2 separate regions of the Homo sapiens genome follow, and region 2 is linked to region 1. Evidence: chromatin contacts called from ENCODE Hi-C data. All regions are on one chromosome and are shown on one strand. The core of a region is the stretch at or near the end of the contact, and the rest is flanking DNA. Distances in the headings are between cores, read along the strand shown. Region 1 overlaps LOC105370003 (a long non-coding RNA gene). Region 2 overlaps LOC105370003 (a long non-coding RNA gene).

Evidence for each region. A loop is a pair of places that touch in the nucleus more often than their neighbours do. Pooled maps may share reads with other maps.
Region 2: a map of cardiac septum shows a loop between it and region 1 (4-fold over the local background). The contact joins two enhancer-like sites. A Hi-C loop is called at or near these places in 1 of 168 maps with a recorded cell type or tissue (cardiac septum) and 6 of 50 pooled maps.

The regions. Positions count from the first base shown.
Region 1 is chr12:115,595,372-115,601,742 of GRCh38, reverse strand. The region is part of intron 1 of LOC105370003 (a long non-coding RNA gene); the gene reads left to right. LOC105370002 (a long non-coding RNA gene) reads left to right here. Exons shown (of 6, transcript NR_188487.1): 3 at 1-88; 4 at 4,294-4,402. Among named protein-coding and RNA genes, the nearest start is that of LINC02463, 290 kb to the left of the region's middle. Within about 2 kb of position 2,726, at least 4 of the 41 ENCODE cell types and tissues checked have a DNase peak (open chromatin) inside an H3K27ac peak, as active enhancers do.
Region 2 is chr12:115,433,185-115,439,555 of GRCh38, reverse strand. All of the region lies in intron 2 of LOC105370003 (a long non-coding RNA gene), which reads left to right. Among named protein-coding and RNA genes, the nearest start is that of LINC02463, 450 kb to the left of the region's middle. Within about 2 kb of position 2,300, at least 2 of the 41 ENCODE cell types and tissues checked have a DNase peak (open chromatin) inside an H3K27ac peak, as active enhancers do.

The DNA of each region.
Region 1 (6,371 bases), core at 1,477-3,976:
TACTGTCCCCAAGGAGTTATGTTCTAATTGGTGGATGGGAGGACACAGATTAGGAACACAGAAACAAATGAGGTAACTTCTGTCACTGGTAAGTGCTTTAGAAGAAGAAATAGGGTCATTACATAGAGGATGATTGCTTTAGGAGGTCAGAAAGGGAGGTGTCTCTGTGGAGGTAACATTTAGTTCAAATTTGAATAACGAGAAAGAGGCAGAGACCAGCAAAGGCTGCACATGCAGAGGTCCCAGGGCGGGCACAGAATGGATAGAGGTGGATTAATGGGTTTATGTCCCACAAGCTGTTCTCTGCACTTGAACTCAGGGCTGTTCCCATAACCAATATTCTGAACCATCCTATTCTACTGCCTGCCTGGATACTCCATCAACTGGGGAAGGCTGCAGGTAAACTATGACTCTGCTGCGTATTTTCAGGGAAGAATTGTCCAGAGCTGTCATTTCCCAGGAAGCCAGCCAATCTCTTAGGAAAATGCCAAGGATGCTTGTCCCAAGAGAAAGTTGCAAAACCAAGCCTTAGATACCTGTAGCTCTTGGTTGGCCAAAGGGTAAAACTCCAATGAGAGCTCATGTTCGTGTCCACTGTAAAGCAAGTGAAGTTGTCTCATCCTGGGGTAGCTGTTAAATGTCATGCTTGCCCTCCCCAAGAAGTCCAAATATAAGCTGTGCATTTACTATGCTCTGGATTGGGGAAGAAGGGGTTCTAGTATGTATAAGTTGGTACTTCCCAAACTTCAGTGTGCTCCCAAATCTCCTGGGGAATCTTGTGAAAATGCAGATTCCCATTCAGTAGGTCTGGGGCAGTATCTGAGATTCTGCACTTCTAAAAAGTTTCCAGATGAGCTGAAGTCACTGCTCACGGAGCATACTTTGAGCAGCAAGACTATACAATGCTGAGTATTTCAGAACGAAGAAGAAAGATTACAAAGCAGTGATTGTACCAGCCACTGCTGATGGAATATTTATTAATCACCAGATGGCTTTTCATTTTGCCCTCCTGATATGGGTTGGGCATTGCCATTATCCCTGTTTTACAAGTGAGCCAACTGAGGCACTAAGAAGTTAAGTGCCTTGTCCAGTGTCACCAGATGGATGAGAGGTGGAGCTCAGGCTGTCTGCCTTCCAAGTGCACCTCACCGCCTATGTCTCTTAGGCCCCCCACTTTCCACCTGGAGGATAGAGTTTCCAAGTGGGTCAGAAGCTGCTCTCCAAAGCTGGTTGGATTTCACAACTGGATTAATAGACTCCATGCTGTCTCATTTGAACTAGGCACACACCCAAAGATTTTAGGTTCACCTGTCAGGTGCAAGTGTTTCAGCGTATTCATTGCCAAGACAGAGTTTCTATGCCTTATAAGGAAGCATCCAGCATTGCCTTTGGAAGGATTTTAGGTGTCAAAGGAATCCCACCTGCGGGAATCTTGACAGGCTCAGCTAACCCCATTTTCCAAAGACCTCAAAACCCAGTGGTCTGGATGAATGAGAATAAATGTTTTGGGGGCAACATGAACCTGACACGCTCCGCGTTAGGTTCCCACCATTGTGGAAAACAGGTCAGTGGAAAGCACCAGATAATAAGTAACTCCAAAAAGGGATGATGGGCTAAGTACAGACTTCTATTTCTCAGGGCATTTGGCAGGGACCCTAACCTAGACCTGGACTGGGGGTTGTTGAGGGGGTGTCATGGATAAAACAACGTGCTCCCTGCCCGGGACAGCAAGGACGTTTGACCCCACTACTTATCCTCCCTGCTTGATTCCATCAGCTGCAGCCTGTTCCAGGGTTTATTCAGCACTGGCAAAGAAAGCAATGCCATTTTCTCAAATAACAAAGTATCAGTAGAGGTTGCCCCCTCACTGAATCTCCCCGACGGCAGGCACGAGTTTCCAACCCAGAAAGACATAGATTCAGAGGCAACTCAGAAGTATCAAGGATTCCCCTCTCCTCCTCCCTCCGACAACCGCTGCCACCCCCACCCTAAGCCCTCCCCACCCTTCCTCCCTCCGCCCCGCCCTCCTCCCCCCGGGAGACTGGAGGAACTTGGCAAGCCATCTCGTCGCCAATCAATCTGTGGTGTAACAATTAGCACTTAGGCACCACTCATGCTAAACACACGCTTAGAAAACACTTATAAAAAAAAAAAAGGAAGAAGAGTCATCAGAGGTAGAAGCCAGGGCAGCACCGGTGGGGGGACGCCAGGGAGCGGAGCCAGGAGGAGGCCTGGGGAGGAAACAGATCAATGCGCTGTGGAATGGAAAGCATCTGATACCCTATTATTGACGAGGCCAAAGCACTTTGAGGCGTGTTTCCACCGTGAGCAATTAGTCTGCGAGACCGCAGGAGTTAAGCTAACACTGGTAGCCCCCCCATCTTCCAGTTGGATGACACTTTCATTGGGTAGCGAGCCCCCGCAGCAGTGGCGCCAGCCTGCAGCCGTAATGGGGCCCATCCGCGGAAGGCCGAATGCTCCAGTCTCCCAGAAGGCCCCCCTCGCGCCCCCCACCCCGCCCCAGCTCCCCCCACCCCACTCCCGGTAACAGAATCCAGTCGACACAGAGTGTCTGCGCGCCTGTGAGCTGCCTAAATTGATTGTAATGGTTTTATCACGCGCAGAAAGAGCTGGCTGTTTTCTCGCCTCTGCTGTCGGCTTTCATAAACGCCCAGGCAGGAGGAAGTGATTCCTCTTCGGGAGCACTGGATCAGATGAAAGGCAACTTTTGTTTGTTGGCGAGCAACTCGCAGCCTCCGCCACTGCCTGTCTCCAACCCTGCTCTAGGCATCTTCGCTGGCTGTGCACACAACAGAGACTCAGACAGCGTCCCCCGACTCACCCCACCCAACAAACAGCAGGGGGTGGGGGACTTGTTTCTGGAGCCAGTTCTGGGTTCATCTCTGGAGGCTTCAGTGTCTGGGGTAGGGAGTTTCAAGGACGGATTGGGTAGAGAGAAGAGTAAATGAAGATGGCAATGATGATCAACAATGATAACAATGAAGATGAGGATAGCTAGCTAGCATTTCTGAGTGTTTATCCCCAACCAGGCAGTGTGTTTAAGCACATCGTAGATATTTCTTGGAATTCTTACAGCGATCTTATGAGACATTATTTCCCCCGTTTTGTAGTTAGGGGAATTGAGGCATAAAGAGGCATGTGAAATGGTCATGGTTATCCAGGGAGCAATGAGAGGAGTGAGGGAAATTAGAGCCCAGTTCTGATTCCTAATCTGGTTCATTCTCTATGCGCCATATCGCTTCTTTAAATTTGGTAGGGCGAAAAGACATGCTGTCATAATACCTCAGGTACTGGGTATTCCCCAAGGATTGCGGAAATTTGAACCTTCGAATAATTTAGGCTTAAAAGAATCTAGACCCAGCCAAAAAAATTGAAAGCTAAATGAAACACCCTTTGGTCCAGCCCCGCTTAAATATTCGCCAAGTTCTTTTTCATCACCTGGTCTCTAATCTCTCTGTTCCCTCAGCCTGGAATTCCAAACTCTACCCTAGATATGCTTGTGAGAACGCCTACACAGTCTTCAAACGTAACCTCTTCCTGGAAGCCTCTTTCTTCCTATCCCTTGCACCCTGTCTAGACTTCTATGGCCCCAGCAACATTCCTTTCCATTGTGTTTCTTTATTACCTATCTTCCCATTAATGTTAACTCACTGCGTATTTGTTGAGCTCTTACAGTATGCCAGTCTCCATATTAGGCTGAAAGCTCATTGGGACATGTTTTATTCATCTTCACATCCACAGTGCCTGGCCCATAGTCTGACCCCAGCAAATGTCAGTTTCATGAATGATGACCAAGATCATGGGCTAGCCCCCTGTTTTTGCAAATAAAGTTTTATTGGAACACAGCCACACTCATTCATTTATGTATTCCATAGCTGCTTTCATGCTACAGTGGCACACTTGAGTAGCTGTGACAGAGACTGCACGTTCTGCAAGCCTGCAATTTTACTACCTAGCTCTTTACTAAAATGTTTTCTGATGACTGATCAAGGGGATGATCAGATAATTTTCCAAACTTTTCATTTTGTTTTCTGTATGTAGCTAGCATACTATTGTTGAATAGCTACCTGTGCAGTTTCTACCCTCTAGTAAATTGATTGGAGACATGCATCTCATTTTGATGTCTCCCTGTGCCTATAACCTTTGGTAGTGCCCTACACAGTTTGTGGCTTGAGCATGTGACCTGTTTTGGACAATGGGGTGGTAACAAACTCACTTCAGACACTGGAAACTGTGTTTTGTTTTGTCGTTTTTTTTTTTTTTTTCTGCTAGTCACCACCATGACAACACCCTCTACTGGAAAGGTATGAGTCATCCCAGCTGAGGACATCCTAAACCAGCCAGCCCCCAGCCAACCTATCCGCTGACCACAGATGCATGAGTAAGACAGCTGTACCTAGCCCACATCAGTAGAACTAGACAACTTGTCTCTAGACAACTAGACAACTAGACTCAAGTAAGATGGTTGTTGCTTTGAGCCACCAAGTTCTGGGTTAGTTTGTTACACAGCAGTAACTAACATATGTATACTTAACGGGTGTACAATTTATGACTCCAAACCAGGTGTTTTAATGAATCACCTGCAGAAATGACCCAGGCATGCACCATGAAAACAAGAATTCCTTTGTGTGTTTTGGAGGTGGGTGAAGATGGAGTGTAGTCTATTGTTTTATAATTTTTTATAACTTTTTTTTGAGATGCGGTCTTGCTACGTTGCTCAGGCTAGTCTCAAACTCCTGATCTCAAGCAATCCTCCTGCCTCAGCCTCTTGAGTAGCTGGGACTACAGGCATGCTGTGCCTGGCACATTTATCTGTTCTTCCTACTTTGGAAACACCTCTGTATTTGGGGAAAGTGGTCAGAATCATTTAAAGAAGGTGAAATGCCAGTCTGCAGTAACAGTTTTCTGGCAATGTCAGGGAGTGATCCTGTGTTTTGCAGGAAGGACTAAGCCAAAGGATTTGATGCAACAGCTTTGGAAATTATCTGGATTTTACTGATCAGGGTATCCCTTAGCTGCACTGGCAAAAATAACCAAATCGGGATGTAACCATGAAATTATGTGTCCGCTGTGCTTGTTTCTAATGTTGTAGAGCATAGGTCTATAAAAAGCTACTGGAACATGCCATTCTTTGCATTTCAAAGCCTGGAATTTAACCAGCAGATAGTTTTCTATGTGTTCCTGAAGATTTCTTTTCTCTTCTTCTTCCCTCTGCTCCCCCGTTCTCTCTGTTCTTATCTTCTATTTCATGTTCTCAAGCTTCTCTGCATTTCTACACTGACTTTGGGGTAGGGTGTCATCTGTCTTTAGTACACCCAGCACAGTAGGAGAAACTGTGAGAAACACACTGAAGACAAATTCGTAATTTATTCCCCAACTAAAGGTGCTGACCCCTGCTTTTCATAAGGAAACACAATGGCTGTCATTAGCCCCTTGGTATTGGTGGGAATTTCCTGCCTACATTACATTCTGGATAAAATCTTTAAGGCTACAATCCAGGCACAAGCAGAAGAGATGGCATGAAGACGCTATGCTCCCAGCACCACTCCCCTGCAAAAAAGGGAATGTGACCAAGGTCAGAATGAACAGATGGTTTGGGAGGAGAAAGCCAGAACTCCTATTCCACCCTGGAGCAGGACTCAGGCCTAGGGTGATAGGTGGTAAAGTTATAATATTTCTCCAAGAGTAAAGTGGGAAGGATGAGCGTTGATAATCCCAAGGGCCCATGCACTCTACAATTCTAGCCTGGGAGGATTCAAAGTGGAGTCCACTGTGATGATGGAAGGGAAGCTGAATAGCATGCAGTTTAAAGAAGTGCAAATGGATGCGATTGTACCTGGCAAGTGAAGTCTTGAGTCTTTTATAAGGTGGTCCCTGAGTTGGTCAAGATATTACTCTCAGGGATGTTGGGAGCAGAGCTATCTCGGGAACAGGTCTGCAGTAGGGGAGGGGGTGAAGAATGCTGGCAGATGGTGTGGGTGAGCTGCATAGCAATTTGGAAGAGGACACATGTTTCCAACCCAGATCCCCCCTGAACCCTCCCATGGTCAGTGGGGTTCTATTTGAGCCAAAATGAGGCTCAAAGATTGGTTTAAGTAATGAACTTGCGAGCCCTTTCTATCCCATAAAACACATCCAGGCATTGCTAGAATGAATTAATGAGCATGTTTATTCATTTCCTAGGACTACCATAGCCAAGCACCACAGACTGGGTGACTTAAAACAAGAGAAATGGATACTCTTGCAGTTCTGAAGGCTAGAAGTTACAAATCAAGGTGTTAGCGGGGCCGTGTTCTCTCTGAAGGCTCTAGGAGAGAATGTGCTCCATGTCTTTCTCTTAGCATCTCCTG
Region 2 (6,371 bases), core at 1,051-3,550, 160 kb after region 1:
GGATGGAAGTGTACTGAGCTCCATGTAGGAGAGAAGATCAACCCTTTTGCACTAAGACAATATTATTTTCATGTGTTACTCTGATAATATCTGTTAGCCCTCTGTGCCTAAGGGAAGCCCTGGATAAAGAAAGGCTTTGTGCTCTGAATAGCAGAGCAATAGTCTTGTGGATCTTAATCTCTTATCTGTGACTTTATTTTGGAAAACTGTGCTCCAAGCTCCACCCTTGTCCCCAAGTCCATGCTAATGCCTTCAACAAAGATCCCTGGAAGGGGAAATATAATTGAGTTCATCCTAGCCAGGAATCCGCACTCCCTCTCCCAGTGGGTGGAGGGACTTGTGGGTCCCACCCTTCATTCATTCTGGTACTATCAGCTCTCTACACACCCTTGAGAATCACCATGTAGAGTTTAAAACAATGGGGTTTGAAGAGGAAAGACAAAACAATAGATTTGGGGTTCTTCCCCTCAGCCAAGGTTTTTCAACCTTGGCACTGTTGACATTTAGGGTTGGACAATTCTTTGTAGTGGGGACTGCCCCGTGCATTGTAAGATGTTTAGCAGTGTCCCTCCATTTCACAATGGCAACTGTTGGCATTTGGATTTGGGTTGGGGGAGGACATTGATGAAGATTTTCATCTGTGTCAGTAATGTAGGAAAGAAAGATTAACTCTTGGAAAACCTCGGAAAAGATGGTCCTGAAGTCTAGCCTTAAATTTTTCACAAGCCAGCTAGTGGCCTTAAGCAAGTCAATGGACTTCTCTGAGTCCTAGTGTCATGATGGATAAATGAGATATCTATTCATTCTTCACTCACTCACTTTCATGGGTTTACCATCTAAAACCTGGTCATTGCTATCCTATTATGTATGTGGCTCCTATAATGACTTAACCCTCAGACCACTCTGCAAAATTATCTCTCTGACCTCATCTCCTACTCTCCAACCTCCCATCCACTCCTGGCTTCCTTGCTGTTCCTCCAACACACTAGGCAAACTCTCACCTCAGGGCCTTTGCACATACTATTTCCTCTGCCTGAAATAGCCTTCTTCGGGTATCTGCATGGTTTGCTTTCTCATCTCTTTTACATCTTGTCCTGAAATGTTACCTCCTCAGTGAGTCCTTTCTGGGCCCTTTACCTAAACCTGCTACTGCAACACACACACACACACACACACACACGCACACACACACACACACACGCGCACACACATGCTCTCTCTCTCTCTGTCTGTCTTCCTAGCCTCCTTCCCTGCTTTAATTTTTCTTTGTCTAATTTGCTATGTAGTTTTCTTATTTATTTTATTCTTTATGGTCTATCATCCTACACAAGAGTGGGGTGGAATCTGTGTTTGCTTCGTTCACTTGTTCACTGCCCTATCTCCAGTCCCTAAAACACTGCTCAGCCAAAATTAGCACTCAAATACTATTTTAATAAGTGAATGGGCAAGTGAATGAAAGGGATTTATTACTTTTGTTTCATAGAAACTGAGGCTCTGAAGGGTTGAATCATTTGTCGCTGCAAATAAAAGGCAGATCCAAATTTGATTCTTCTTCTGCCTGTCTCCTGAGCTAATAGGCCCTGTTGAGGTAACTGACACCCTCTGTCTGGCTGGAGGAAGACAGGAGTTAAATACATAATTATGTATAGAATGAACTAATTGTGATTTTAGTAGAGCTGCTATGGACAAGTGTAGAAGCTTATGGTGAATTCATCGAGGAATTGATTCAAATATTTCAAATATTTAGGACCACTTTTCAGATCTCTTTATCTTTTTAACAAATGAAGGGGGGGCAATCCTATCTCAACAATAGGATATCAATGTCCATTGCCATTTTAACAAAAGCCCAAATGAATGAAGGGAAAACCATCACCGACAGCATATGTTTATCCTCATTGTTTCAAAGTTAACCAGTCACGGCATTCTGTTTTTTAAATAGACTTTCTGAAAAACAACAATATCCGCCTGCCATCCACACCCTCCCTAACTCCTCCAAAACAAAACTGCCATAAATAGGACTTGGGAAGCAATCACTGGCTGGTGCTGACTCAAATATGAACAGTAGAAAGTTCAGACTGCATCACACAATGGCAGGTTCCTGGAGGGAGTGTGTGTGTGTGAGTGTGTGTGCATGTGTGTTGGCAAGGCCAGGGGTGGTTGCTAGAGTCTTTTCAGTTGCAGAATGAGGCCCGCCCACCTTGTTTTTTGAATGCTCAGATGTACACAGAAGTAAAATGTGGGATTCTGATGTATGAGCAGGAAGTTCCAAGGCCGTGACACCTGCTGCTATTGATGGCAACATAAAAGCTGGCACACGTGGCCTTCCCACTGAGGCTGTCTGATGCACCAGGTCTGGCCGTCCTTGGAAAACACTCACATTGTGTGCTCTGAGGTCTTAGGGGATGTCCTTGGCCTGACCTCTCACAATAAAGACGGGCTGTCACTGGGAGCTTCTCCCATGCAGGCCCTGTTCCAAGCATTTTGGGCAGCATACTGACTCATTCAATCCTCAGGACACTTGGAGGCAGGGCCTATTTCCTTCCCCTTGCTTTGTAGGGAAGGTGTAGGTCAAAGAGGTAGAGTGACCTGTCTCTAGGCACAGAGCTAGGAAGTGGCTAGAATTTGCATAAGGAGAGCTGCATCCAAAGGTGGCATTGAAACTTCCCCATATACTTGCTCACACCCTTGGGCCTCTCCTGACTTTTATCCAGTGTTGCAAAGGCCCTTGCTCTGAAAGAAAATAATGTCAACACCCCTCACCACCCACTAATTTAAATGTCTATCGATTCCCTATTTAGATAACCCTGATTTCTGGAAATCCTCATATCAACCCTCTGTGGATTGAACAGCCCTGTTATTTAGGCATAGAAATTCGGGAAAGTGAAAGAACTTGGATAAGATTCTATAGCCAGGGAGTGGGTAGAGTCATGATTTGAACCTAAAAATGTCTAGGTACAAAAATGTCTATATTCATTCATGTCTATGTTCTTTCATGAGTTGATTCATGAATGTCTTGGATGTGGTCCTTGCTATTACGTTCTCCAACAATTTTGGTGTTCTATTGCCTTCTACTAGTCATAATCACCTTGCTGGCTGATTTTGGTTTTCTCCCAGTTCTAATTGGTAATCTGGGACAAATTGTGTCATCTGTTTGTGCCTCAGTTTTCTCATCTGTAAAAGGAGAGGATCACGTTACCTGCTTCAAACGATCATGATGACAAAATGAGCTCATATAAGCTTACAATTACATGTGGCATGTGAACAATTATTTTTATTATAGCTGCTGCTATTATTATCATTATTTCCCATTAGAAGCTGTTTTTCCTTTTGTCCAACATAAACCTTTCTATTGAGTCAGTACTGTCTCTTTGTCATTTCTACCTACCCATCTTTACTTATTCAGGACCCTCCTGCTTCAAACATCCAAATTCTACCACCTTTCAAGAGCTGCCATCTTCATGAAGCCTTCCCTGGTTTCTCTAGGTCTCATGGTCTTGTTTCCCATCTCCAAGTCACTCCAGCTTATGCCAGCCACCTCATCACAGGATCCTGTGCTGCCATGAGTATGCCCTGTTTCCAGAATGTCATTGTCCCTTCTCCAACCCTACTAATAGGGCATACTAATAGTAGCGCAGTATAGCACACATACTAATAGGTGTAAGTCAAAGAGGCAAAGTAGGTCAAATAGGCATGTGGTGTACTATACTGCCCTACTATTAGTGTACCCTGTTTCCTGAGTAATGGTCCTCTCCTGAATCAGGTGCTGATATCTGGACTTTGTACTCTGTTGGCTAGAGAGTGAAGAAAAGTGTCAAGACTGCTGTTGGGTACAGGGAAGATCACTGGCCTTTGGGTCTGACAGGGCTCTGGGTGTGTGTACCAGCTTGACCGACTATCATCATTCAACCTCTCAGGTCTTCTTGTAAGGTTCCTTGTCCATTACATGGCAGATAATGTAGCTAATTTTTAAAGGTGGTTTAGAAGTAACCAATGGGAGAATGAACACGTAAGTGCTTACAGCAGAAATTGGAATAGAACTTCCTTATAACCAGGAGGTTGAGGCTACAGTTGGCCATGATCGTGCCATTGCACTCCAGCCTGGGCAAGAGGGTGAGACCCTGTCTCAAAAAAATAATAATTGCAGCTCAATATTGATCAGGCATTTACTATCAGCTAGATTTTGTGCTAAAAATTTTATATGTGTTATTTTCTCAAATAATTATTCAAATGACACTAACAGCACAAGCAATAAAAGGAAAAATAGACACATTGGACTTCACCAAAATTAAAAACTTTTGTATGTCAAAGGTCACTATCAAGGAAATAAAATTATAACTAATGGAATAGGAGAAAATACTTGCAAATCATATATCTGGTCAGGGGCTAGTATCCAGAATATACAAAGAACTGTTATAACCTCAACATAAATAACTCAATTTAAAATGGGCAAAAGATCTGTATAGACATTTCTTCAAGAAAATCATACACAGGCTGGGTGCGGTGGCTCACATCTGTAATCCCAGCACTTTGGGAGGCTGAGGCAGCTGGATCACTTGAGGCCAGAAGTTCGAGACCAGCCTGGCCAACATGGTGAAACCCCGTCTCTACTAAAAAATACAAAAATTAGCTGGGCGGGGTGGCATGTGCCTGTAGTCCCAGCTACTCGGGAGACTGAGGCATGAGAATCGCTTGAACCCAGGAGGCAGAGTGCAGTGAGTGATATCGCACCACTGCACTTCAGCCTGGGTGACAGAGCAAGACTACATCTCAAAACAAAAAAAAAAAGAAAAAGAAAATCATACACAAATGACCAATGCTGAATGTCACTAGCTATCAGAGAAATGCAAGAAAAACAACAATGATATCCCACTTCACACCTACTAATGTGGCTAGAATCAAAACGTCAGAAAGCAACAAGTGTTTATAAGGATGTGGAGAAATTAGAACCCTCATAAAATACTGATGGGAATATAAACTAGTACAGTCACTGGGGCTAACAGTCTGGCAGTTCCTCAAATAATTAAACATAGAGTTAAAACATGACCCAGCAATTACACTCCTAGGTATATACCCATGAGAAATGAAAACGTATGTCCACATAAACACCTGTACATAAGGGTGTATGACAACATTATTCATCCTAGCCAAAAGGCACAAGCAATCCAAATGTCCATCAACAGATGAATATATAAACAAAATGTGGTATATCCCTACCATGAAATATTAGTGAGCCATGAAAATGAGTTAGATGCTGATATATGCTACAATATGGATGAACTTTGTAAACATGAGGTTAAGTGAAAGAAGCCTCATGAAGCCTCAGAGAAAATTTGTTTCCTCAGTACAAAATGATAAGAAGATAGCCTAGAGACCATTAGTTTCTCCCCTTTTATTTCTCAGATGTAGAAATCGAAGCCCAGGGAAGTGAAGGGGCTTTGCCCAAGGTCACGTAGCAGGTGGGTGGCAAACCAAGACGAGAGCTCAGGCTCCCAGGTCAGGGTTTCTGCTCCAAACTGCTCCCTGGCTTCATTTGTCCTGTCAGACCTCCTGTCCTCAGATGTGTCTCATACCGATCCTTTAGAACAAGCTTGTCCAACCCAAGGCCCACGGGTCACATGCAGCCCAGGATAGCTTTGAATATTGCTCAACCCAAATTTGTAAACTCTCTTAAAATATTATAAGATTTCTTTGTGATTTTTTTTTTCCCATTAGCTGTCATTAGTGTTAGTGTATTTTATGTGTGGCCCAAGAAAATTCTTCTTCCAGTGTGGCCCAGGGAAGCCAAAAGATTGGACACCCCAGCCTTAGAACATCACTGAGTACAGGGCTTGTCTCTCTCTTTGGCTTCGACACCTATGGGTCCTGAGAGCCAACCTGAACTTGTTCATCCCCAGTGTGACAATCATTCACTTAGCTATCAACACCTGGCCCGCTGAACTGTTGGAAGGATTTAGAGAGACAAGGAATTTGCCTTGTGTGGGTAGATGCTAAAGATGCCCTCTGGGGTTTCAGCATTTAATGTTTTCTCCTTGTCTTCTGATTTTCTAAAGGGAAATCTTTCTTCTCTTTCTCTTTCATTAGTGGAATAAAAGGAAGGAAGACAGACACACAGAGAGAGTTTGCCGTGGTTACTCAACAAAGGCGCACCACAAAGATCGTGTTTGTTCATCCCCGAGGCCTTGGGGCCCTATTAGTCTTCCTGTAATCTTCAGAGTGGCATTGATGAACTCGAAGCCCTTCCTGCTCACCAGTTTTACCCTCCCTTCCTCCCCCTTCTTCTCCCCCTGTGTCTTCTAAGCTTCCAGGGCTGCCCGGTGACTGGGAATTGGGCAGAGCCCTGTTGCAGTGATGTTGCAAATCAGCCCCACCTG